Regions from separate parts of the Homo sapiens genome. Here all the other regions are linked to region 1. The links are chromatin contacts, found by Hi-C or POLR2A ChIA-PET in ENCODE. All regions are on one chromosome and are shown on one strand. Each heading gives the region's core, a stretch centred on a gene start or an enhancer-like site at or near the end of the contact. The rest is flanking DNA. Distances are from core to core; before and after follow the strand shown. Region 1 holds the start of CHCHD3 (coiled-coil-helix-coiled-coil-helix domain containing 3). Region 2 holds the start of MRPS33 (mitochondrial ribosomal protein S33). Region 3 holds the start of SND1 (staphylococcal nuclease and tudor domain containing 1). Region 4 holds the start of GCC1 (GRIP and coiled-coil domain containing 1).

The links. Hi-C counts contacts between places; a loop is a spot of excess contacts on that map. ChIA-PET counts read pairs that join two places held with the same protein, here RNA polymerase II (POLR2A). Pooled maps may share reads with other maps.
Region 2: a map of B cell shows a loop between it and region 1 (13-fold over the local background). The contact joins the promoter of MRPS33 here to the promoter of CHCHD3 in region 1. A Hi-C loop is called at or near these places in 1 of 168 maps with a recorded cell type or tissue (B cell) and 6 of 50 pooled maps. POLR2A ChIA-PET finds 5 or more read pairs at or near these places in 1 of 52 experiments (T-cell).
Region 3: a map of B cell shows a loop between it and region 1 (28-fold over the local background). The contact joins the promoter of SND1 here to the promoter of CHCHD3 in region 1. A Hi-C loop is called at or near these places in 3 of 168 maps with a recorded cell type or tissue (B cell, CD8-positive, alpha-beta T cell and naive thymus-derived CD4-positive, alpha-beta T cell) and 5 of 50 pooled maps.
Region 4: a loop to region 1 is called in a map of CD8-positive, alpha-beta T cell, with 13 times the contacts of the local background. The contact joins the promoter of GCC1 here to the promoter of CHCHD3 in region 1. A Hi-C loop is called at or near these places in 2 of 168 maps with a recorded cell type or tissue (CD8-positive, alpha-beta T cell and naive thymus-derived CD4-positive, alpha-beta T cell) and 5 of 50 pooled maps.

What each region holds. Positions count from the first base shown.
Region 1 is chr7:133,077,498-133,083,826 of GRCh38, forward strand. It overlaps CHCHD3 (coiled-coil-helix-coiled-coil-helix domain containing 3), which reads right to left and starts at 4,593. Exons shown (of 8, transcript NM_017812.4): 1 at 4,360-4,593. The coding sequence starts at 4,440. It also overlaps the pseudogene RNU6-92P. RefSeq lists enhancers at 4,326-4,960, 4,376-4,555, 4,766-4,875.
Region 2 is chr7:141,011,016-141,017,538 of GRCh38, forward strand. It overlaps MRPS33 (mitochondrial ribosomal protein S33), which reads right to left and starts at 3,937. Exons shown (of 3, transcript NM_053035.3): 1 at 3,896-3,937. RefSeq lists enhancers at 2,376-2,445, 3,588-4,233, 3,696-3,745, 4,266-4,465 and a silencer at 3,810-4,118.
Region 3 is chr7:127,647,289-127,653,964 of GRCh38, forward strand. SND1 (staphylococcal nuclease and tudor domain containing 1) reads left to right here and starts at 4,906. Exons shown (of 24, transcript NM_014390.4): 1 at 4,906-5,163. The coding sequence starts at 5,086. It overlaps SND1-DT (SND1 divergent transcript), which reads right to left and starts at 4,544. Exons shown (of 2, transcript NR_186577.1): 1 at 4,385-4,544; 2 at 1-23. RefSeq lists a silencer at 4,455-4,704 and enhancers at 4,502-5,120, 4,945-5,124.
Region 4 is chr7:127,581,718-127,587,790 of GRCh38, forward strand. GCC1 (GRIP and coiled-coil domain containing 1) reads right to left here and starts at 3,879. Exons shown (of 2, transcript NM_024523.6): 1 at 2,434-3,879; 2 at 1-1,592. The coding sequence starts at 3,465. The coding sequence ends at 297. The region is part of intron 1 of LOC105375490 (a long non-coding RNA gene); the gene reads right to left. RefSeq lists enhancers at 1,309-2,508, 2,227-3,227, 3,228-4,227, 3,948-3,997, 5,515-6,073.

The DNA of each region.
Region 1 (6,329 bases), core at 3,343-5,842:
CGGACATTCGTTTATGTCTGGAAAGCATGATAAATATATCTTTGAAAATGATACTCATTGAAGTTGACATTTGCTCCAGAAGAGTTCACTCACAGCTTTGATGTTTCAGATAAACTTGCGAAAGATAGAGTTGTAAGCACACTTTCCAAGCAGGCACAGCAGGTGCTCACAAAAATCCTATCAACCACATGTAATATGAGTAATGAAAATGCTTGGTCTTTCCTCTCTAGGAATTTATTTTAGCCTTGAGAAGAGGGCAAGGCAAAAGAGTGACCTCTCATCCAATCCATAAGAGTAGTTTCAGATTCAAAGTTGGAATCAGGTGTAAAAATATAGGTTACTTTTACAGAAGAGGGAAGAAAAGCTATCAGTTGCTAAGGATAAAGGGAAAAAACAAGACCCTACAATACCATGAAAAATAACACCTGGTAGGTGAGAAGAAATTTTAAACTTAAAATTTGAAGTAGGTCCTTTCATTGCTATTAAGGACCTCAACAATATAGAGAAACACAATCTATTAATAAATTCAGCCAGGTGTGGAGGCTCACACCTGTAATCCCAGCACTTTGGGAGGCTGAGGTGGGTAGATCACTTGAGGTCAGGAGTTTGAGACCAGCCTGGCCAACATGGTGAAACCCCCCTCTACTAAACATACAAAAAAGTTAGCAGGGCATGGTGGCACAGGCCTATAATCCTGGCTACTCAGGAGGCTGAAGCAGGAGAATCACTTGAACCTGGGAGGCAGAGGTTGCAGCAAGCTGAGATCATGCCACTGCCCTCCAGCCTGGGTGACAGAGCAAGACTCGTCTCAAATAAATAAATAAATATTCAGCATAGTTACCAAAAGCCTTATGTTGTTCACTAAATGTTATTCTTTATACATTAAGATAAATGATGACTGAGCCTGGTGGAGCGGCACATGCCCGTAGTCCCAGAGGCTGGGGCAGGAGGATAGCTTGAGCCCAGGAGTTGAGACCAGCTTGGGCAACACAGGGAGACTCCAACTCAAAAAAACCTCATAATTGCCAACATATTTATATTAAGGGAATGAACCCAAGTCATTATATGAAAAAAATAAAGGAAGATGAAATTATAGATGCTCCTTGGTTTACAACGGATTTTGCTGAAGGTAATGCCAGAAGCTGAGTTTACTGAACGCTTGTCACTTCCACACCACTGTCAAAAAATCCTAAGTCGAACCATCCTAACAGGAGACCGTCTGTACTATCTTTAACAGTGTAACAGAACACAGAATTAGCTTTCCAGCAGTGACTGCCTCTGTTGAATTAGTAAGCTTGGTAAACTTTCATTTCTTACAACCAATGACATAAATGCTAGACAACTGGTCAAAGTTGGAACGTTTTCTTCAGCCAAGCTGAACTAACCTAACTGCAGTTCAAAACTGAAGTTTGGTGCCTCATCGGCACCATGTTCTAACAAACTAAGCTAAAAACAATGGCTTATGGACATACTGAGAATGCGGTTTCTTATCCTTCCCCATGTCTCAGAAGGGAACAAAGTGACTATTTAAAGCCAAGAAAAATATAAAGAAATAAAAACCATCTACAACAGACCTAGACAAAAAAACACCCTCAATTAGGGCAGAATGTAAGACTCCCATTTCCCAGTCCATACCCTTTTAGGTACACCTGTTGGGGCACAACATGCTCTTATTTTTATTAAAATTTGAAGTTCACTTAAGTTCACATATCCATTCTTTTGAACAGCTCTAATAACAGCTATTATTCACAAGTGCAAACACTGTCAAAGTACAAGACACTGTGCTAGATATACATTATGTCAAATTCTCAAAGTAGGCTTTGTCCAGAAATACTAAATACGGAAACACAATGAAAAGTGACTTGTCCAGAGCGACACCGCTAGTGAGAGGCAGAGATAGAATCCAACCCAGGTCTGCTTGGTTCCAAGGCACATGCTCTTTCCACTACACAGCACAGCACTTTCAAAGAATCTTAAAACTTTGCATGTGAAAGGAACCCTATCATAATAATGGCTGCCTTTTTAATGAAAATCTACAATGTGCCAGGTGCTTTACATACCTTACCTCATCTTCTTACAATAACCAATCAAGGGAAGTGATGGTATTACCGTTTATGGATAAGGAAATAAAAGAAGTCAATTGTCAAAGGCCACAGGCTAATAAATAACTAACCTGCGATTTAAACTGATGTCTGCTTAATTCAAGCCAAGAAAAATACTAAGATCAACTGAAAAACATCTACAAAAGACCCAGACAAAAATCACACAGGCAATCAGGTTAAGTAATAAATATCTAACCTGAGATTTAAACTGAGGTCTGTTTAATTTCAAGTTGATACTCTTTTGATCATGAGCTCAAAGAAATCAGAATGACCTCTGTGTACTCAATACTTCAATGGATGTCACTTCTAGAGGAAACTGCAATGGGCTAAGTATGGCTACAAGAAACTTACAGTGCCACCAGACTCACAGGATTTCAGGACTGGAAAATATTAGAGATCTGAGGGATGTACTCAGTTGCATTATTTTGCAGATGGGAAAACTGAAGCTCAGAGAGATTGCAAAACATTCATGTAAAAGGAGGATTTGAAGCAATGGAGACCAGCGCAAGGGCATTCCAGGTGAAGGGTATATTCTGAAGAAAAGCATAGAGGTAAAAATGATCATGCTTGAACTGTTAGCAATACAGGTAAAATGTACTATATAAGAAAGGAAAAAAATGAGGAATGCTGTCAAGTTATATGACCAAAGGACATTTCTTTTTAAAAAACAAAAATCTTAAAAAGGTTTTTTAGACAATTTTTCCATTTTAATAGAATACCTATCCCTGCTGTCACAGTTATTCCATCCAACCTTATCTAATACTTGATATGAATCTCTGTGCTGTGGCCACATTCTCTTTCGATTTTGTTTGCTGTTAGCACTGTGTCTGTACTAAAGCACGAGAATATGGATTTATACATTTTTTTCTAACCAATGTCTTCTCACTCAAAACTTATTTTGCTTTGTCTTTTAATTATTTTTCACTCTGAGTTGCGTACTGAAAGCCTAATGGCAAGAGTCTTAAAATCTCTGCATAAAACTTAAAGTTTACAGTAATTTTTTACTCCAAAGAGTACTAACTGAAACACAATAACTCAAAGAATACAGCCTCAGATATTTTATTACAAAATGTAGTACTACCATTAATTAGCATGATATAAAGAAATACTGGTCACAGACCAAAAACTGAGTTCGACAGTCTGAGTTTCTATGAAGAAAAGTTTAATAAATTATTCTCAAGGTAACAGTTTCAGAAGAAAAAGTTTTTAAACATTTTAAATATTTAAGAAGTTTTATTTCCTGGTAACAACTGTTAAAAATAATTTACAAATGTAATTTATTTACGCTGGTTGATAACAGAAAAAAATATATAAATTATTATAAAACTTTCTGAAGTCAAAATTGCTTTATTTACTAGGTTCAGGCATCATACGTCCAAAAATGTGAGGCTCCAAATTCAGGCGCAGCGGAGAGTGTGTTAATGAAGTTAGTGCTGGTATACTGACACCCTAGAGAAAAACCAGGTTTTCAGTTTATGTATCAGGTGCATGCAAAGGGCATTAAAAAAAAAGTGCTCTACAACGTTGGTCAGAAATGACTACATTACTTCTACTGGTATGAAAAACTGCAAACCCATCTCAGCCCCTATCAGACTGGCAGACACTAGTCCTGAAGCAACTGGGCCTAATCCAAAACTTCGGCGCAGCAGGTCACAGAGGAGGCGCCTGGGAAAGAGGAGATATCAAGTGAAAGTGAAGCAGGGAGAAGCCAGAAGCCGCCCCAGGCAGGTCAGAAAAGACTGTGGGGCTGGGAGGGAGGATGACAGGGTGTGGGGAGTGGGTGGGAGGAGGGGGTGTTATCAGAGGGAGAGCACTAAATGACACAAAGCAAAGGCAATCCTTAAAATGCCAATTCACCCTGGGAGACAGGGTGTGCACAGTGGAAAAGCAGGGTTTGGGTCCTGAACCCAGGAAAACCATTTCACAGACAAGTACACCGAGGTATGGGTTTCAAATACGGTCCTGCAACAAGGGAGCAGTACAGTTACGAGTAGACTGTGAGCCCTTGCAGGGTATAATTCAACCTGGCATTCCCCGCCCGCCCCAGCAGTGCCTAGCACTTGGCACAACCAGGAACTATCTCTGAATGAATGTCCCACGTCTTGAAACTCTAGGCTTCTTCCCAGACACCTGGGCTTCTGGCCTTAATACGCTAGGGTCCAGGACGGGAGAAACCCAGGCTGAGCGGGTCCGGAGAAGATGGGGCCTTGGGGTCCGAGTCCAACCACTGGCCCTCCGCCCGTCCACGGGCACTCACCCGGATGCCCTTCACCACGGTGATGTTCTCATTCTCGTCCGCCTCGAAGGTGACCCGGCGGGTGCTGGTGGTCCCACCCATGATTCCGGTTCCTGCCCCAGCGGAGACCTAGCGGGGAACCACGAGCACTTCGGGGCCCCCGCACCCACACGCGCGTGGAAGGGCCTGGATTCTTTTCCCGCACAGCGGGAGCAAGGCCACGACCCCCAGAAGCAAGGAGAAGGCGCCGGTCCTGAGCTCCCGCCTCCTCCGGTCACGCGCCACAACAAAAACGCCTCAGGTTGGTCGGCGATGCGAACTGCCCGCCTCTGTTCGGCGAGGGCGCCCGGATTGGTTCACCCGACCCGGATGCTATGGCAACAGGTGGTGTTTGATAGCTTTCCGCGGAGTCCCTGGGTGTAGTGGGAACTGTGGTCTCGATCTGGCGCGGTGGGTGATGGGACATTCTCTCCCCGCGCCTGAGCGCGCTAAGGGAGCACGGCATTCTGGGAGTTGTGGTTTTGACTCCCCAGAGACGCCTAACTGGGCAACTTTTTGAAGACATAATTCTAGAAATTTAGGCCACTAAGTTCAGAGACACAATCTTTCTCTCAAAGGGACTCACAGTTTAATGAAAAAGATGCATGATACTAATGAAGCCATTCCTAGTGTTCTATACACAAATTCCTGGCTCAAAACTTAGCGTTTCATTACAGTCGTAGGGTAGCTTAATGAAGACTACTTCTGAGAAATGCCTCGTTAGGTGACCCTGTGATATCTGTGGTTGTGCAAACATCATAGAGTGTACTTACACAAACCCAGATGGTGTAGCCTACTACACACCTGGGCTACTTGGTGTAACCTATTGCTCCCAGGCTGCAAAGATGTACAGCATGTCACTGTACTAAATACTGTAGGCAATTGTAACACAGTGGTATTTGTGTGTACAAATATATGTAAACATAGAAAAGCTACAGCAAAAACAGTGTAAAAGTGATTGCTTTGGCAACACATCTAGGACAATTTGAACAATACAGAGATTAGCACAGCCCCTGAGCAAGGTTGACACATGAATTTCTGAAGCATTCCATTAAAAAAAAAATCAAAGATAAAAAATGGTATGCTTCTATAGGGCACTTACCATGAATGGAGCTTACAGGACTGGAAGTTGCCCTGAGTGAGTCAGTGAGTGAGTGGGGAGTTGAATGTGAAGGCCTGGGACGCAACTATGCAGTACTGTACCTTTTATCAACACTGTGCACTTAGGCAACACTAAATTTATTTTCATATATTTTCATTCTTCAAGAATAAATTGACCTTAGCTTACTGTAACTTTTTAAACTTATAAACTTCTTTTTTTGTGACTTTTTGACTCTTTAATAACACTTAGCTTAAAACACAAACACACTATATAGCTGTACAAAAATATTTCTTTCTTTATATACTTAGTCTATAAGCTTTTTCTATTTTTGAAATTATTTACTTTTTACTTTTTAAACATTTTTGTTAAAAATTAAGACAAACACACACACATTAGCCTAGACCTACACGGGGTCAGGATCATCAATATCACTGTCTTCCACCTTCACATCTTGTCCCACTGAAAGGTCTTCAGAGGCAATAACACGTATGGAGCTATCTCCTATGATAACAGCACCTTCTGTAACACCTCCTGAAGGACCTGCCTGAGGCTGTTTTACAGTTAACTTTTTTATATAGGTAGAAAGAATGCACTTTAACCTAAAGATAAAAAGCATAGTATAGTAAATACTAGGAGACAGGAATTTTCCAGCTCCATTATAATCTTATGATTCCACTGCCAGAAATGAGGTTCTTCTTTGACTGAAACACTGTTATGCAGTACATGAATGGTGGCATTTTAGTAGTAGCCATAAAATAAAAAAATAAAAAACGTAAACGTGTGTTTGGTCCATGTCTCTTGTCTCATGAACTAGTATCTGTATTTTTTTCTTTTTGTAAAGTAAAATTTT
Region 2 (6,523 bases), core at 2,687-5,186, 7.9 Mb after region 1:
ACCTTCAGAAAACACCCACCTAAGCAATCTGCAGCATTAATATGCTGACTGCTTGCCATCAAAAGGTGTAATCATGGCAGAGACATAATTATGTTGTCTTTACTATCAGTCCTTTGAACACTGTTCTCCTCAAGGGCTCCAGAAGGCTCTGAGAGCTGCTAATGAGTTATGAGGTCATTTGGCTTCTAGGTTACTGAACTGAATTTTGCCTAGAGACTGAGAGCCATTTGGGAAAAACAGACAGTAGCCCTATAAAAATAAATCCAATAGCTCAAAAGATCCATTTTCTTACTAAATAGAAGGCACGTATGAATTGTAAGGTTACTTGCTGTATCCTCCATCTTATATATTCTGCTTTAATGCAAACTACCTAAGTTCTTATCAGCTGGAAACAGTAGCTTTTTCTTCAGAGACATACAACACTGAAATGGGTATAAGAATGATATCCGTGATATGCACGAATTACAGCTAACAGACATAAAAAACTATACAGGGGATACATAAAAATCAAGAAAGCTGCTGGTGGAATAACTATCTCAACTCAGTTTAGACCAGACGTAGGGGTTATTGTTGGCAGAATATGCCAATTTATGAGAAATTTTAGTAGTGAGATGAGAATCTTTGCTGACTCAGAGACTATCCTGGGAAACAGTTCAGCTGAGATGAAAAGGTGCTGATATTCAAGCAGGAAAAAGGCATAAACTTTGAAAAACCAATGGGAGAAATGTACCAAAAACCCTCCTACATAAAAATGGTGCCAAGTGAATTTCAAAATAGTTCTTGTAAGAAAACAAACCGTGTTTAAATTAAGGAAGTTTTAATGCCTGTTTCAAGATCCATTAACAGAGGAGGCTGGGCATGGTAGCTCATGCCTATAATCCCAGTACTTTGAGAGGCTGAGGTGGGAGGATCGCTTGAGGTCAGGACTTCAAGACCAGCCCAGGCAACATGGAGAAATCTTGTTTTTACAGAAAAAAAAACAAAAAACAAAAGAAAATAAGAAAATTAGTCTGCTATGGTAGTGCACACCTGTAGTTCCAGCTACTCGTGGAGGCTGAGGAGGGGGACATCACTTGAGCACAGGAGTTTGAGGTTACACTAAGTTATGACTGCACTACTGTACTCTATAGCCTGAGTGACAGAGCAAGATTGTGTGTCAAAAAAAAAAAAAAAAAAAAAGCAGAGGCTGATCTCAAACCACTGTCAACCTCAAAACCATTCAGAACACCAACCAAGCAATTTTGGGTCAATAGTGCCACCTGAAGGCTGGCAACGGTAGAACTGTCAGATCCAACGTCCACCCCTCCCTCCCCACCATCTGCAGATCACCTACAAGCCTGTTCTTCCTTTTCCATTCAGCATTCTCAGTTTCCTGATTCACTTCTTTGCCAACTCTGGTTGGGGGTGGGGTTGTTAGGACTAGGGTTATAGTCTCAAGGTGAAAAAAATTCATTTAGCAGTTTAATGTATAAACAAATCAGTGCCATAAACCTCTAAAAAGCCTTGCAAATGTCCAGAGTCACCTAGTTTCTTTGCATGCTTTTTCTCTTCCTTTGCCCTTTAAAGTTACCTTTTTCCAAACATTAGATTAAAAAACAATAGTTGCTTCATCAACTTTGCTTTGTTTGCTTAATTACCATTGTGGCATCAGAATATATTTCTGCTGTAATTGCACAGTATTTCCACAGTTAGTTATCTGTAAGCTGGTATGGGAACTATCAGTTTGTTACAGTGTTTTCAGGAAAATCTGTTCTGAATTCCAAGTCCCTTTATTTGTCAATGAAGAGGCAACAGGGATTCCTGAGGCCTAGGTTTGACTACTGGCTCTGTCACTTAATCCTTGGGTTATTGTGAACAGTTACTCATCTTCTCTGAGTCTCCTTTTCTGAAAACAAAGCTTGCATGACTAGTGCGAAAATGAGTAACAGTGGCACTGAGTAGTAAATGGTAACTTACAAAAAAGAACGAGCCCAGATCTGTAAGTTTGGTTTTCATATATTCTACATAGACACATTTGTTTATTCCTTGTTCTTAATCATGTTTAAGAAAAAAAAAAAAAGAGAGAGAGACAGACAGATAGATACTCCATATAGTAAAAACTTTGTGCCTCCCTGGAATGATGACCTCATTTACAAAGACTGACAGCCAGAGAAACATAGGGAGAGGACCAGCACCTTGATAACTTGACAAGATAGCCAGGAGGAGGAAGGGACTCAGTAGGACAGTAGTCACTGAAGCCATCACAGGATGCTGCTGTTATGTCCATGCCCATTTTGGAATGTGGCAAATTACTGGGATACATAACTTGTAAGTAAAAAGGTCACACTAGAATAGGCTGGAACATGGTTATATCATAAAATCCAAGTCCTAAAGTTTTATGACAGAGAAAGGGAATAAGCCTTTTCAAACCTGAATCCCTTACTAGAAACAAAGGCCCACTTGCTAAACAGGAGGAAACTGAAAGTGGTTTTAACAATTACCAATGACACTGCTTTGTTGTTTCCTTCCACAGTGCACAGACACATGTCTCTCACGAAGAATAACACGGGAGCTTTTCTTACAACGTGCATGTCAATTACATTTTGATTCACATGAAACCATTCTCGGGGAGTACAAGTCACTTTAAGTGTTACCTTTCTTTAAATGTGAACTAAAGAAAACTGTACTCTCATGAAAAAAGTTAACTGGAGCTGAAAATGCTAAGCAAAAACAAATTACTCAAATGTGCTGAGCAAAACAAATTAAGCCCACATGAGAAGAAAATTCCCATATTTTTACTTTGGCATAACAGGGCAAACTTCTTTGATCTTTTTGATAGGTCTGATGCATTTAAAAGATTATTTCAATAAGTGGCTTTGTATTAGGTTTGCCTTTTCTCTTTGAAAGGTAAAGATGAAGTGCAAGAGTTCTTAACCGGGATGTGCTTCAGCGTTTTGAAAACAGTGGAAGTGTACATCTGTATGCCGATATGTGTATGTATGTGTGTGTGTAAATTGTTCTGGGAGAGAGCTTTCTCCAGTTTCCCAAAAACCATTGGTTAGCAGAACGCACCAGCTGCAGAATAAAAAAGCTGGTTGGAATCTCGCCTCTGCCTTTTAATGGCCACGTCGTTTTTGTAATGGTGCTTATTCTCTGCCAGGTTCTCTCATCGACTACACGAGGACAGTCATACTATCTGCGATGTGAAGCTAATATGCAAAATTCACGGCACAGTGCCCACCCTAATAACCATCAGGATCCAAGGAATTCACATACAGTGTACACACGTTGTCATAGAAACAATCTAAACATAAAAACAATCTCAACAGAATGCTTAAAAACAAAAAAACCCGGTACCGATTATTTTACGGAGTCATAGAGGCATCAACGGCACTGAAAATGTATTAGCTGCATTCAGTTCATCAAGAACAATCTTCAACTCCCTCCACCTGACTCGATCATGCCTGACTGTGATGGAAACTGTAGTATTGTCAAGTCAACCGATGTTTGACTCGGGAGCGCATTTCGCAAATATTTTTCTTAAATATCACCTTACCGTATTTTTCTTAAGGTGGTTACAAAATTAATCTGCAGCCCACCACCCAAAGCTACAGTGCCGAAGGCCGTGTGATGAGCAGAGAAACTGAGCCTTCTACTGTTAACCAATATGGAAGAGAGTAATTGCGCCTGAGAGGAAATTACGGCAGCGGAAACGCGGGTATTCTACGTTTAAGAAATCCCCCAACTGAGGCAGAAAAAGGCCAAGTTATTTGTGTGATGCACGTGAACCGCCCGAGCTGGTCACTAATGAAGTGGATTCGCCCTATTCCTGGCGACTCTACAAGGTTGGAGACCCCCGTAGACTTCGCAGCCATCGCCCCTTGCTGCAGACCCCCAAAGTCACCGACAGCCTTACCTAGACCTGACCTTCCTCACCCACGCGCCCTCGTCCCGGAAGGCCCGCCCTCTACCCGGCTCCAAGCTCGCGCAGGCAACTATTACGGGGAGCAGTAGAGAAACGGAAGCTTGGCAGCTAGAGCGGAGCCCTAGTGAACGACCCGGAGTTACTGGCTCCCCCTCCTGAGGCCTCCGAGGTGTACCTGGCGCCTGCGCAGTAAGGCTAGCGCCGCCGCCTGTGCGGAGGACCCGGGGAGGTGGTGGGCTGGGGAGAGTTAGAAAGGTCTGGCTCTCCTGGAAGGGCATGCACGGTTCGGTAGTATGTTTTGGTGGGAATGGCTACAGACCTGCCTCCAAAAGCTCTGAAGCAATGGCGATGCGTGTGCCGTGTGGTCTTTCTGACCGACTTGCGGCGCCATCCCCCTCCCCTTCCATCTATCTGCTCATCTTCTAATAGTTAATTAGGATCCCTAGCTGCAAGCCTTCCTTGCTACTGGGTTAGGAGCGCTTTCCCCCATTGACCCAGGAGCTTCTTCAGGGAGTAGGGGATGGAACGTTTGTCTCCTCAGTAGTTATCTTAGACCTCGCTGGGCAGATAGTAGAAAGCATTGTGAGTATTTCACCCCATACTAAATCTGTTTTCAAGCAAGCCACATCCCATAGGCATTGTATGCAGCACTTACTCAATGTTTGATAGTTTGGGTGAGGAAACTGTACTCGTTTTCTGAGTATCGTTCAAGGCATTTTATAAATATTTCAAAATGTACCCTGGAATTAATATCGGTAGTGAGTTGCCTACCTAGTGGGTATTGTATTTACACCCTCTTTCCTCCTACAGAATTTACTTTTAAGTTAGAATTTGACGTCTAATCAATCTATGCTATAGGATTTGCTTTTATCAAGTTAAGTTTTGACATGTTATCAGCCTTATATGATATAGTAAACAGCCTTATAAAGTTGGGTCTAGTGACTACATTTAAGTTTACAAAGGGGTAATGAGTATCCTATACATGGCTACAGTCCAGAAAAGAAGTCCTAAGGAGCGAAACTCCTGGGAGAAATTTCGTCTTGTCTTTTGTACTTGTTTCTGTGGAGTTGGCTTGTTTTTATGTAATGGCCACTGAATCATATAAACAAGAAGACTTCCTTTACGTGTAAGCTGCTGGTTTAAAGCCAAATTTTAATTGGCTCGAGGCAAGAGCTATATATATGTGTGTGTATATATATATATACACACACATATATATATTTTTTGCATAAACCTTGTTGGCTTCGTTTTGTATATCCTTCCTGTTTTTTCCTTTTCACGTATGAATTATTGGTGTTATCAATGTTTTGTGAATTACTATAAGCTACCATAAATCTTTCTTGAAACATAGCTAGGTATATAGAGTTTCAGGTGACTGTTTAGGTACTTTGCACTATCACTTTTATTAAGTCAATTTCATGGGGGTTCATATTAGTTTCCTGAGGCTGCTATAATAAAATACCACAAACTTGGTGTTGTAGAGCAACTGAAATTTATTATCTTACAGTTCTAGAGGCCATAAATTCAAAATCAGCATCACTGGGCCAAAATCAAGATGTTGACAGGGCTGTGTTCCCTCCAGAGACTCTAGGGGAGAATCAGTTCTTTGACTCTTCCAGCTTCTGGTGGCTGCTGGCATTCATTGGCTTGTGGCCACATCACTTTAGACTTCAAGGCCAACATCTTCACATCTCTGCTCCCTTTTCACATTGCCTTCACTATGTGTGTCAGACTTCCCATTGCCTCCCTTTTAGGAATGTGTAATTGCATTTAAGGCCCATGGAGCTAATCCAAAATACTCTCTCAATCTGAAGATCCTTAATTTAGTCACATCTTCAAAGGCCTTTTCCCCGTATCTGGTAACATTTGCAGGTCCCAGGGATTAGACTCTGTTATCTTTGGGGAACAGTTTTAGCCTACCACAGGATTAGAAGGAGTAAGCCATTGAAATTGGCCAATCAGAGACTGTTACTTATCAATAGGAAAGTTGGAATATTAGGGATGGAAAAATGAAATGAATAGAATAAAATTGAACCTCCTATGGATATTGACTTCACCAGACCTTGGCTTACCCATTTACACCGCCAAGATAATGCAGTTTTAAGAGCACTTTTTATAATCAGAGATTGCTCTATAAATCAGATATTTCCTTATATATTTCTATTTTCTGTAGTCCTGTGTTTTCCAATTGTGTGCTGTGAATCATTAGTTGGCTGTGAAATCAATTTAGTGAATAGAGACCAGCATTAAAAGAAAGACATTAGGATAAAAAATATCTAAATGCATCACATGTAGTAGGGGTAATTATTGTTTCATGAAACAATATGTATATGTGCATTGGATCATAATATAAATATATTTCTTGCTGTAGGTTGTGGTAAAATGGAAAGCCTCCACTTTAAGTGATTTCATTATTCATCATACTCTTTGGCAAATGTTCTTTGTCATTAGGCAGGGCAAGAATTAAAGCTACATCAACTTAAAGTTCTTATGGTGTGGCATAGTCCAAGGGGCAGGGGAATATTTATTGCTTTAAGTAAATCAATTTACAGATACCGTATTTTCATAAGTATTCTTTCTTAGCATCATGTAGGTTCTTTTTTACATCTGCATTTACAG
Region 3 (6,676 bases), core at 3,656-6,155, 5.4 Mb before region 1:
GGATTTCAAAGTCCCTTTCCTTCCTGTAAAGGCACAGGGGAAAGATCATGAGCTTTAGAGCCATAAGAGCTAGTGTCAAATCCCTTCTCTACTAGCATGCATTAAAAAATTAACGCATAGGTCTAGGCAATGTTCTAAGTCTTTAACATTTACTGATTCATATGATCCTGCAAACCAAAGCAATCCTATGAGGTAGGTCCTATTATCATTTTTATTCTACAGACAAGAAACCTAAGGCACAGAGATACTACACAACCTGGTCAAGGTATACAGTGTTGGGATGTGAACCATGCAGTCTGGTTCCAGGGCCTGTGTGTTTGAGTGTGCTGCTGTAGATCCAACAGATTTCCAAGACTGACTAAGGAATGGGAAAGAAGGAAGGGGGAGGAATCACAGATAACACAAAGGCTTTAGGCTTGCAACTGGGTAGCTTTAGGTACCATTGTATGGGCTGAGAAACATACTAAGGCAGAGCAGGTTTGGGAGGAAAGAGAATTAGTTCCTTGTGACACATGTTGAATTTGAATTCTTCAGGTGATAGCCATGAGCAGATTTTTTTGTTTGTTTGTTTCTGAGATGGAGTTTCGCTCTTCTTGCCCAGGCTAGAGTGCGATGGTGTGATCTCGGCTCACTGCAACCTCCGCCTCCTGGGTTCAAGGGATTCTCCTGCCTCAGCCAAGTAGCTGGGATTACAGGCATGCGCCACCACACCCGGGGCTAATTTTGTATTTTTAGTAGAGACGGCGTTTCTCCATGTTGGTCAGGCTGGTCTCGAACTCCTGACCTCCTGATCCCCCTGCTTTGGCCTCCCAAAGTGCTGGGATTACAGGTGTGAGTCACTGCGCCCAGCCCAGCCATGAGCAGATCTTTAGAGTATCGCTGGACAGATGGGTCTGGAGCTTAAAAGAGATTTTAACAGGAGTTGTATATATTTGGGAGTCATTGGTATGCAGTCATGGAAGTAGATACGATGTCTTAAGAATGTTTAGAATTAGAAAAGAAGATGCCTTCCGGAGAACCCTGAGGAACATCAATACTAAGGGGCAGGCAAAGGAGTCATCACAATGGAGATGAGAAGGAGCAGCTAGGAGATGGGAGGGATACACAGGTATAGTATCTCAGTAGAAAGGCATTTCAAAGGGCAAACAGTGTCAAATGCTATGGAGATCTCAGCAAATGGAGGTCTGAAAAGTGTCCACTGAATGTAGTAACAAGGAGGTCATCAGTGACCTTGGAGAGAACTGTTTTGGTAAATTGGTAAGGGCAATAGTCAGAATGCGGAGGGCTGAGGATTGAATATGGTGTGACGATGTGAAGGCAACAAAGAGAATTTTAGCAAGAAGATTTGCCTGTGAAGGGAGGAGAGATATCTGGAGATGGATGTGGAATGAAGGAAAAATTTATTTAATTAATTGAATTTTACAAAGCAAGAAATTTGAGAATACTTAAGTGCTAATGAGGCTGGTCTGAAGGTAGTGTTATATCAACTGATTGTTCGCTGCCAGTTATAGATTGAACTCCTTGTTCTACTCTTTTTTAAGATTAAAAAAAATTTTTTAATGCTAATGAGGAGAACCTAGGATAAACTGAGAAGCTGTAAAAACCGGAGAGGGAATGATTGGAAATGTGGAGGGGGCAGATCAAGAACTAAGACGAAGAGTTTAGCCTGAAGAGTAGGAGGGAGATTTTCTTTGTAATGTGAGACAAGGTAGCAAATGTAAGAAGCCATGTTTCCTCATTTCTGCTTCTCAGCAGAATTTCACAAAGCCCCTGACTGTGACAATGACACACCGCTACCCTGAAAGATGCTCTGAAGAAAAAACAGGATAAAGCACACGGCCCCCAGTGTCTCTTGCCTGAGTCAATGTAGTCCATAAAAGATAAATGACCTTAGTCCTTGCCTTTCCCTGCACATAAGATAACATCTGACAGAGTTAGTGGTTCTGCTTCTAACATGTATAACCAAATGTACTTTAGAGATCTATAACCAGATGTACTCTTAACACCCAAGCTTTGATGTGATTTTGCATGTACTGAACCTCCACCTCCTATATATAAGCAATGGGCTGAAACACTGTGCAGGAGCAGTCTGACAACCGCTCCTGGGCTATATGTAGTCCTTGGGCCTCAGTAAGACTTCTGGATAAAACTAACTTTAATTCTTTAAAAGCTTGATTTTTTTTTCTTTAGTTGACAGTAACAAGGGATAAGAGAGGAATGAGAAGGAAGATAAGATTTTAGATTCAGTGGTGGGAAATTGAAGGAGTTCTTGATGATTTTTTCTCCCAAGTAGGAGGCCTTATCACTTTCAGAGTGTGGGAAACAGTGGAGTCAGTTAAAACAAACTCAATAGAGTTCAAGGCTGAACTGACTGAATAAAGAGAAGAAATTCCAGGCACCGTGTGAGGGCCCATTAATTAATTCACTGTGGCACCAACCTGCAGAATTGAGTGTTTTCTCCAGGTAAGTGGTAGGTTTGAAGAAAGTAGAGAGCTATAGAGGGCCTAGAGTTGAGGTTTTGACAGGTGGGCCCAGTGAAAGACAATGGGAATTACAGATGAAGATATTGGTAGGAAAGGGGCTAAAATGATGGACAGTGCATGGAGTCTAGCCAAGGATCCAGGAGAAGGCAGAGGGGAGCTGGTAAAGCAAGGGTAGTGAGTTCAGGGACTTTAAATTCTAGTTAACGCTTGTCCTCTGTTGTCTCTCACTTGCTCTGATGGAAACCAGCTGTTATGTTGTGAGTTGCCCTATGGAGAGACCCATGTAGAAGGAAACTGAACCACTGAAAAACTGAGGCTCTTAGTCCAACATCTTGAGGAACTGAATTCTGTCAGCAACTATGAGTGAGCTTGGGAAGCAATCTACCTTCAGTCAGAGGAGGACCTTCAGATGAGACCACAGTCCCCTTCCCAACTCCCCTTGACACCTTGACTGCAGCTTTATAAGAGAAGACCTGGAGGAAAAGGCAGGCACCCACCCCAGATTCCTTACCCACAAAAACTGTGAGATAAATGCTTATTGTTTTCTTTAGTATTTAAGTTTTGGGGCAAATTGTTATGTAACTAATACAAGATATAAGATAATTAACTGAATGAGAAGGGAGAGAGGACAGCAGTTATGATCAAAGACAAAGTGTTTGAGTTTACAATCGTACCTATGAAGTTATGGTGTTTTATCTGTCTGGAGAACGTCCTAAATTGGTGCAGAGGTCAAGTTTACTGAAGATGAGATCAAGGAGCAAAGAGGTCAGGGTATGGGATAAGTCATGCTCGTAGATATTGAAGTATTTCAGGATTATTGGCTGAAGACCGTGCACCAAGTGTTAACAATTTCAATGAATGACACGGTAGAAATAGGGGTACGGTAGATAAAAAGCCACGAGATAGAGAGGGGTATAATCTGATGGAACCAACTTCCACAGAGGTTTTTTTTTTTTTTTTTTTTTTTTTTGGAAAAGGGTGGCAAATTAGGGATCTAAGAAGGTGACCTCAAAACTTAACCCTGGGATATGTTTAGTGTGGGAGAATAAACTTACAATCTTTTAAGAGAGCAAGGGGCCATGCACTGTGGTTAATGCATGTAATACCAGCACTTTAGGAGGCCGAGGTAGGAGTATAGCTTGAGCCCAGGAGACCAGCCTGGGCAACATAGTGAAATCTCAGCTCTACAAAAAAAAAATTAGCTGGGCGTGGTAGCGCGGACCCGTGGTACCAGCTCCAGCTACACCGGAGACTGAGGCAGGAGGATCGCTTGAGCCTGGGAGTGTCAAGGCTGCAGTGAGCCGTGATCGTGCCCCCGCACTCCAGCCTGAGCGACAGAGCGAGACTTTGTCTCAAAAAAGCCACAAAACCAAAGAAACAAAAAGAACTGCAAGGGAAGTACTGTCTTCAGTGTAGAGCCAAGTTTTACGATTAAATGACATAACACATGCAAGGTCCTTGGTTCCACATAGTGGGCACTCAACGAATATTAGTTCTCGCTAAACAGTCACTTAAATATTTGTAGGCCTTGGCTTTCCCGTTCCTTCCCCGACCTTTTTACTGGGGCTAGGGAAGGTATCCGGTGGCTGGAGGCGCTTCACACTGGGTCGGGTGAGAGCGTGAAGCGAGCCTTTTCCCTAACGTCACGGGAGCAGCTGGGAAGAGACCGAAGAACGAGGGTCACTCTCCCCTGTATACGTGGCATGTCCTTCCTCTGAGACATTTATTCCTCCCACCAACAAACATTAATGGAACGCCTCACAAGTGCTAGACCCCAGCGACACAAACAAGGGCGAGGCACACTCTCTGACTACAAAAAGGGCGCGCGGCCGCGTGGCAGGTCAAAGCCCACATCGGTAGGAGGTTCCACAAAGCTCTGATTTTCCAAGTTCTCTCCATACTTTTAGCCAAGGTAAAATGTCGGAAGTCGAGTGGAGCGGGTACGGAGATTCCTCCAGGACTCTGCCTGCGTGGCTCCACCCTCCCAGGCCGCATTCCCGGGTACAGCGGCGCCCACCTAGGTGGGTATACAAGTGTGCGCCCCTGAGGCCAGCGGGGAAGGACGTCATGGGCGAGGTCAGGCGGGAGGGCGCGGCTGGCTCCGCCCCTGGGGCTCCCATGGCCCCCCGCGCCCCGCGGCCAGATGCTGACGTGTCCTTTCCTTCCCACTACACCTCCCGACATTACCTACTCCGGCTGCCCCGGAAGTCCCGCCCCATATTTAGCCCATCCTTGCAAATCAACTCTTTCAGCGCTTCCTGGAACTCACCACCGTTTTGGGGACCAAGAGGCGGGGCTCCGCGAGCAGGGTGCCTATTGGCCTGAGGGCCGGCGGGCTCTGGGCGCTAATTGGGCGGAGGGCGGTGGCGCTCTGGCACGCTTGCGCGGCGAGTAGAACGTGTGGCGGCGGCGGAGATCGCGTCTCTTTCGCTCCGTGTCCCGCTGCTGCTCCTGTGAGCGCCCGGCGAGTCCGTCCCGTCCACCGTCCGCAGCTGGTAGCCAGCCTGCCCCTCGCCTCGACTCCCTTTCACCAACACCGACACCCACATTGACACCTCCAGTCCGGCCAGCCGCTCCACTCGTTGCCTTTGCATCTCCACACATGGCGTCCTCCGCGCAGAGCGGCGGCTCCTCCGGGGGACCCGCGGTCCCCACCGTGCAGCGGGGCATCATCAAGATGGTGAGAACGGGCCCCGGACACCGACCCCTCTGCCTGCCTTCGGGCGGGAGTCAGGCATTGACTCCACCTTCCGCCAGCCTGCTCCATGTCCCAGATCCCCTTTCCTCTGCCCCCTTCCTCACTTTTCGTCGATTCTCCGAATCCTCTCACTAGACGGAAGCAGACACGGAGTCCCCTTGTTCCTTGCCTCCCGGACACCTTGACATCAGGGGTCACAGTGATTTCCGAGGTTGCGGCATTCGGATCTCCTGTCTGTTTACCAGGACAGATCGATTACTGATTGATTAACAGAGACAATTCGTTGATATCTGTCCTCCCATCCCCCGTCTTTCTGTTCATTTTGACATATGCTGAGTAGTTAGTAGTTTTTCGAGATCCTGACATCGGCTCTTCTCTACTAGTACTTGGCCATCATGAAACTTTTCTGTTCCCACAAACGCTGTTACTTGACTCCCAAGTTTTCTCACTCTGTGGCCCTCTTTTCCTCTCTTTCCCTCCACCTCTTGTGTCGACCTGAAAGCTCCTGATCTTTGTGTACTTTTGACTTCTAAAAGGTTAGGCCGGCAAGAATCTTAGTAATCATCATTGTTCTCCCGTCCCTTAAAGATAAGGAGATAGGCTTGAAGAAGGCAAGTGACTTGCTTAAGGTCACATGGTGGTTTGGGTTGGAGCCATAGCAAGAGCCCAAGTGTTCGGATTCCTGGTCTAGTGCTCATAGCACTATAGATTCTGCCTGATTTTATATACCCTCAACTTTTTGAAAATTCTTCAATTTTGAATTTGAACCTGCAAAGTTTATTTTTACAATTTACTCCTAGCTCCATGATAATTTGATAATATAAATTCAGTTTATCACTTGCCCCCAGTTGTCCTCCCCAAAACCCTTCCAAATCTTGGAACCTGACATTTCTTGGTTTTACCAATTTTCTGGTTTATGATGACTGTAAACTTCTAGATGTCGTTTCATACTGCAGTTCTGACATTTGTATCTGCAACAGCAAATATCTTTTGTGATACTTTCTCCCAAGGCTCCACAAGTTTTGCTGTTGTAGAAAGTTTTGAAAAATTCTATTTTAGGCCTGGTGCGGTGGCTCATGGTGGTAATCCCAGCACTTAGGAGGCCGAGGTGGGAGGATTGCTTGAGGCCAGGAGTTGGAGATCAGCCTGGGCAACATAGCAAGACCCAGTTTAAAAAAAATTCTATTTTATTACCCTGTTATCTTTCACAAGATTAAAATGTTCTGCAGCTTATGTGTGTGTAAAGCTGATTTTAAGATCCCCTCGCCCAATTCCCATGTGCTCATTTCTTAAGGTAATAGTCTGCCACCAGCCAAGATTCTTGGGATTTTCAGTACTGCCTTTTCCTTTTGTTTATGTGTAATGGAGGGTCAGAACTGATCTGAAACTGAATGAGAAGAGAATTTCCAAGATCCGCATATATTTTTCCTCTGAAATACTGACCTGACCCATGAAAGGATTATCCTAAAGTGGCTCTTCTTTCGTTAGCTTTTTC
Region 4 (6,073 bases), core at 2,629-5,128, 5.5 Mb before region 1:
TTAAAACAGCCTTACCACTGTTCCAACTTCTGCACTTCTCAGTCCTAACCTCATCTTCTCCTCACATGCACACCATCAGAAGATACTGCCCCAGGACTTTCAGTATCTCTAGGGCCTAAGGATAAAGCAGCATTAATGGCATTTGGCAGAAAATCCCTTCCCACATTGAAGACTCCTCCCAGCTCAACACAGTGAAGAAATAAATGACAATGTAAGAGAAGAGGCAGCAGAAACCAGAGCCTGCCCTTTCCCACATAAAAGAGGCACAGAAATTCCAGGAATTCATGAAAATGGCATCATCTCTTGCCAGAAGGCCACCAGCTGGCACTGGTTGGGAGTCGCATTATCACTTGTTTCTCCTCTGGACTGAAGTGCAAGATAGTCAGTATGGCTGTGAGAGTCTGCTGGCGGCCCAGGGAGTCAGGTAAGGTCAGGAAGCGGTAGATGATGTTTTTGAGGTACTCCAGATTGGCTCCCTCCCTGCTCTGGTCCCTGATGTTCTTTTCGATGTGGCTCTGCAGGGCTGCAACCTCCTCACGATGCCGTTCGCCCTCCTCCAGCAGCCGATCCTGCAGCTGATGCACCTCGACCTCCAGCCTGTGCTTCTGCTTCCTCAGTGATGTGATCTCCACCTCCTTGCGGGCCAGTTGCTCAGCGTACAGAAAGAAAGTGGGCTCATTGGCCGCTGCAAGTTGTAATGCTTGGGTCAGGCTATCAGAGGATGATGTGTCAGCTGGGTCCCCAGGACCGCCACCACCCACAGGACTTCTGCGTCCTGGCAGCCCAGAGGCCAAGGCCACAGAACGCAGTTGCTCCAGTTCCAAGTCCTTCTCGGTGAGCACAGCTAGGGCACGATCCCGCTGCTTGTGCAGCTCCTCCTCCAGTTTCAGTGTGCGGTCCCTGAAGTCCAGCTGGCACCGCTCCAGCTCCTGCCGGTGGAGCTGCTGCAGCCGGGCCAGCTCCTGCTTCCAGTCATCAGCCTCCTGCTGGTGTTGGTGCTCCAGCTCCTCGCAGGAGAGCCGCAGGGAAATATACTTCTCCTTCAGCTCTGCAAGCTGTTCCTGGGCTGCCTCCAGCTCCTTTCCCAGGTTACCATCTTTGGTATTCTTGCTTTTGAGGACAACCTGGGCTCTCATCTTGTACCTCTCAAACTCTTCCTTCAGCTGTTTCAGCTCCTGTTGGTAATAGAGTGCAGTAGCCTTCTCCCCATCAGCAGCCTCCGAGCTGGGCATTATCTCCAGGTCACAGAGCTTCTCCACATCCAGGGTCACCTGGCTTTTCCTGGCCGCAACCTGCAGCAGCCTCTTCAGCTTCTCCATCTTATCTTTCAGGACATTGACATCCAGACTGGACTCCTCTCCATGGCTGTCTAAAGGGGACCTGCTGGAGGCTGCTAGAGCCAGTGTCTTGTTCTCCAGGTCCAGCTGCAGAATGCGCTCCTTCAGCTTCTGAATGGCCAGCTGGTCCTTCTGCTTGGCTTTCTCGTAGGTGCCTAGCAGCTCAGACACCTCGGATATTTGATTCTCCAGGGCTGCCACCCTCTGTTCTTCTACCTGAGATTGCTGACGGAGTTGATCCTCTGCAAGAGCTGTCTGCAAAACAAGGGAACAGACAAAAATGCATCCACAAAAGCCCCACAGCAAACTCTGAGAAAGCAGGAGAGGGGAGCAAAAGGGTCACAGGTTTGGGATGGCCTGGCAAGAATGCTAACTAGGGATTTTTCGGTTGATTCAGGAGCTAACAAAAGTTCCTATTACCTGCTTGGATTCTGCAAGACACATATTATACTGAACAATATGAAGCACCTTGGTACATCTGCTATTGTTCTGCTTTCCACCTAACCACATATAATGTGTGTTACTGTTGTTTCTCAGGTGCTTCCTCAAATCCTATTAAGAAATCATACAGCATTCTTTTCCTTATCCAATATTCCTGGAAGTTCAAAACTGCGCTGGATCTCCCTCTCCACATTGAAAGGAGGCACCCTTTCAATACCTGTTCTGGAAAATAGCACTTCTCCAGAACAGGCACATCTTGAGTAAAGGCAATGACAAGAGGTTACTTCTGAGAAAATCCCCTTTGCCTTCGGCCACTCTTCCTAGAGGCACATACCAACAGAAGACACGCTACCTTTTACTATACAGCTGCCACTATACTGCTTCATAGAGCACAGCTGGTAAGATGCCAATGCCCAGAAGTGCAGAGCTGTCTGGCTTCAACCCAGCCTACACTGAGAAGCTCCACATCCTCCTGGAAGCACATATGTCAACACCGCATAGAACAGGACTTCCCAGGTTCACTAGTGGAACTTCTCAGGTGGCATCAAAAATGACAGTATAGACACTTAGCTCTAACTAGCAAAGGAGGAAAAAAACCCTAATATTTCTCACTTCAGGTCAATGGCTGATGTTTGAAAGAGATATGGATAATTACCTTTCTCATTTCCTGCTGTAACTGAGCCTGGAAATGGCTCTTAAGGCGGGCAGCCTCTTCCTGAAGTTCTTGCAGCCGGGGATCTGGCTGATTCTTCTCATCTCGAATGGCCTGCAGTTCACTTTTCAGCTCCTCCACCTCACGGGTCAGCTGCTTGGTCTGCAGTTCAAATCCTTCCATCTGTTCAGCTGCATATGCTCGTCCTGCCAAGGCTTCTCGGGTCTCTTCTAACCTAAGCTCCAAGTCCTGGCGCTGGGTCCTCTCCTCCTGCAGCAGCTTCTGGAGCTCACGCAGCATCAAGGCATGGTCACTCTGCTCTTGGGCCCGATCATGCTGCTGCGTGATAAGCCGGGCTTTGGTTTCTGCTATTTGCTCCTGCAGCCCCTTCAATTCTCCCTCCAGGCGGGCCCTCTCCTCCTCCGCCTTGTTACTGGCATCCTCTAAGTCCTGTTTCATCTTTTTCTTGTCAGCCAAGTAAGAAGCCTCCATGCGGGACTTCTCCTGAGTGACTGTAGCCAAAGAACTGGTCAAAGTAGCCAACTGAGTCTTCAGCTGGTGCAGTCTTTTGTCCACCTCCCCACCTGCAAATGGCCCATCCCCACTGCTACTGCTAACGCCACTCTCGGACCAACTGGCCTCTTCGGACTTTGGAGGTGGTGGTCCACGGGCCGGTCTGTCATCTTCTACCCCAAACTCACCCTTGGTGCTGGTGAGACTGGCCGCAGTATCCAAGCTAGTGGCGGTCCCAGTGCTATCCTCGCTGTGAGTGGAGCACCGGTCATCCACAGAGTCAGGAAAGGTGAGGCCTGGAAGCTGGACACCTGCGAGGCCCACATCTGCCTCGTGGGATACCGACAGCACCTTGATGCTGGCCTCTAATGCCTCTTTCTCCTTCAGCAGGCTTTTATAGGCACGGACCACATCCTTGAGCCGTGCCTGGTACTGGAGAAGCTGCTTCTTCTGGGTCTCTATAGTCTCCAGCAAGTCCTTCTTGCTCGGGCCGCCCCCGAAATTCATCCCAAACTTCTCCATGGAGGGTCTGAACGGATTGCCCCACGTCAGCTTTCCAGCAGAACGGGAGAGGGCCGTGAAGACGCAGGCGGGGGCTTAAAGAAACAGCGAGCGGGCTGTCCGGCGGCGGGCCGCACACCTACTCCACCTAGTTATCCCGGACCTAATGCGGAACGGCCGGACGGACTGGCGAAAGCGGCCGCCCGGTCCCAGGCCCGGAGGGCTGGGGCGGATTCTACCCCGGAGGCGGGGCGACACTGGCACCAGAGGTGCGCACTGCCAGGGCTCGTTAGCGCTGGCCCAGAAGCCGCTCCGCACTCTCCGCTCGTCTGGGCCACAGCAGCCCGGGCCGGCCCCCTCGGCCCACGTCGGCCAGAGGGTTACGCTGAGCTCGGTCCCATCACGACATCCTAACTAAAGCTGCCTGCCGACAACGGCGCTTCCGTGTCCGCTGGAAGTGACGTCAGCGAGGCGCCGCAGGCTCCGCCCCCAGTGGGCCCAAGGTAGGCGGGGCCAAGTCGGCCGGTGGGTGGGCGCGGCCTGTTGAGAACGCAGTGGGGCCGCGAGCGGCAAAAAACAGGCTTGGGAAAGGCGAAGCCAGCAAAGTCGAAGACACCAGAGTGGCACCGGTTTTGTGAGAGCGCCCAAGCTTGACCTCGGGCTACGCTCAGCGAGCGACAGAGCAACGTCGCACTGCATTCTTACCAAACACCCAGGTGAACGACGCATCCAACGATTTGGGAGCTCAGGACCCATGGTCCCTAAAAGGCAACAATTAAGACTCCCATTTAGACCACGAAAACTGCAGTCCTCTATAGCACAGTGCTTGGTACCTAGTAGGCATACAGCCTAATAGTACCCTTCCTTAGTTCTGCTGAGTTGATTCCACAAATATTTACGGAGGGCACTCTATAGCCATGTCTATCCTGAGTGCCAGCTATATACCAGGAGCTCACAAGAGTTTTGCTATTTAGTCTTTACAGTAATTCTTGTAAGCACTATACTCATTAGCACTATTTTACAGATATGAAAACATGAGGCAGAAAGGTTATACGTAACATGCCCAAGGTCACACAGCTAGTAAGTTTAGGAGTTCTAATCAGTCTGATTCTCAACGTATCACGTGCTGTGCCAGATGGTAACACCATTAAGAGACACGACCTTGCCCTCAGGGAGCTCGCAATCTAGTGAGGAACCAGACATACAAATATGTCCTGCTATCACACCAGTATGTCTGGGTATATTCAAAGTGGTATGAAAGTTAAGAGGAAAGAGGCCTGTCTAGGTGAGGCATGGAAGGCTCTTGGGAATAATACTTTGGGATTTGAAGGATGAGTCGTGATTGTCCACCTAACCAGAGATCAGGGAAACTAGCATTCCAGGCAGGTGGAAAAAAATGCAAAGACCTGTAGGGTATCGGAGTTTGACTCACCCAGAAAGCATTCAGTAGCTTAGGGTATGTGAAGGAGGTGACAACAGAGGGGCTGGCACAATAGGTAGGGACCCAACTTATGGCATTTAAATTTTATCTTGGGTTATAGTAAGGCCCTAATGGATTTTAATCTGAAAAGTGGGATGTCATCAAGACTTGTATGACATGTTGGAGGGAACAAGGGGCAGGAAACCTGTGAGGAGACTTTCAGTCATGGGGAACAGAAGGTAGTGACAACAGAGATGGAAGCAAAGAGGCTGATAAAAGAGCTAAATGTAGAATTGACCTAACTTGGTGAACACTAGTTCTGTTATTATATTGGAACTCTCTAAAATGTACTCTTCAGCCTCGTAAAAGCCTTCTTAGGGATGCAAGTCTATGACTGAAGAGAAAAGGAAAGTCATTCACTCACTCATACCTGTTTCCCAAAGTCTGTCCTTGTTACAGACTTTGCAGATCAGGATGGGGCAGGCCCTGGAGGTCTGTTCAGACCCCGTTTCTCAGTGGCCCAAATAACATCAAGCTGTATTATACATAACATTCAGTCACATTATCAAATCATTTTAAGATTCACCATAACCCCTTAAGTTAGAACAAGTCTCATTTTATAGATGATGAAATAACGGAAGAGTTATGAGGAGTGCTGAAGCCAAATCCTCAAGAAATGGCAGAATTAAGATTTGAACTAAAGCCTGAAATCACGTGCTGGCAAGTGGTGGGTGCTCAGTAAATATCTGCTGAAAAAGCAAATGAATGAGTGAAGGTTTTTTTATTCCCAGCTCAGTTTACCTCGAGTCCATAAACAATTGATCCTAGAAGCCCACTGGGAATCCAGAGTAGACATAACACCTACCCTCGCTCCATTGAGAATCTATCAGTCCAGTTCAACTGAACAAGCATTTGTTAGGCCTAATAATGCCTGGCAATGAGCCAGTCTCCACCGCAGAAGAATTTCATTCCTATTTTGCTATTCTCCTCTCAGATGTTAAAATGAGGCAGGGAAATGACATGTGAAGCTCTTTGGGTCTACGGAGTCAAGATCTTCACAAAATCCTGAATGGATGTGCAAGAATAAGCCAGGTCCACAAGTCTGTGGCAAAGTGAGGAACTTCGGCAAAGCGGCCAGCGCCTGGACTGAGAGGCGGGGCCCGCAGGGCGATCCAAACGAAGGTGGACTTCTCCAACAGCCCAGGAGTG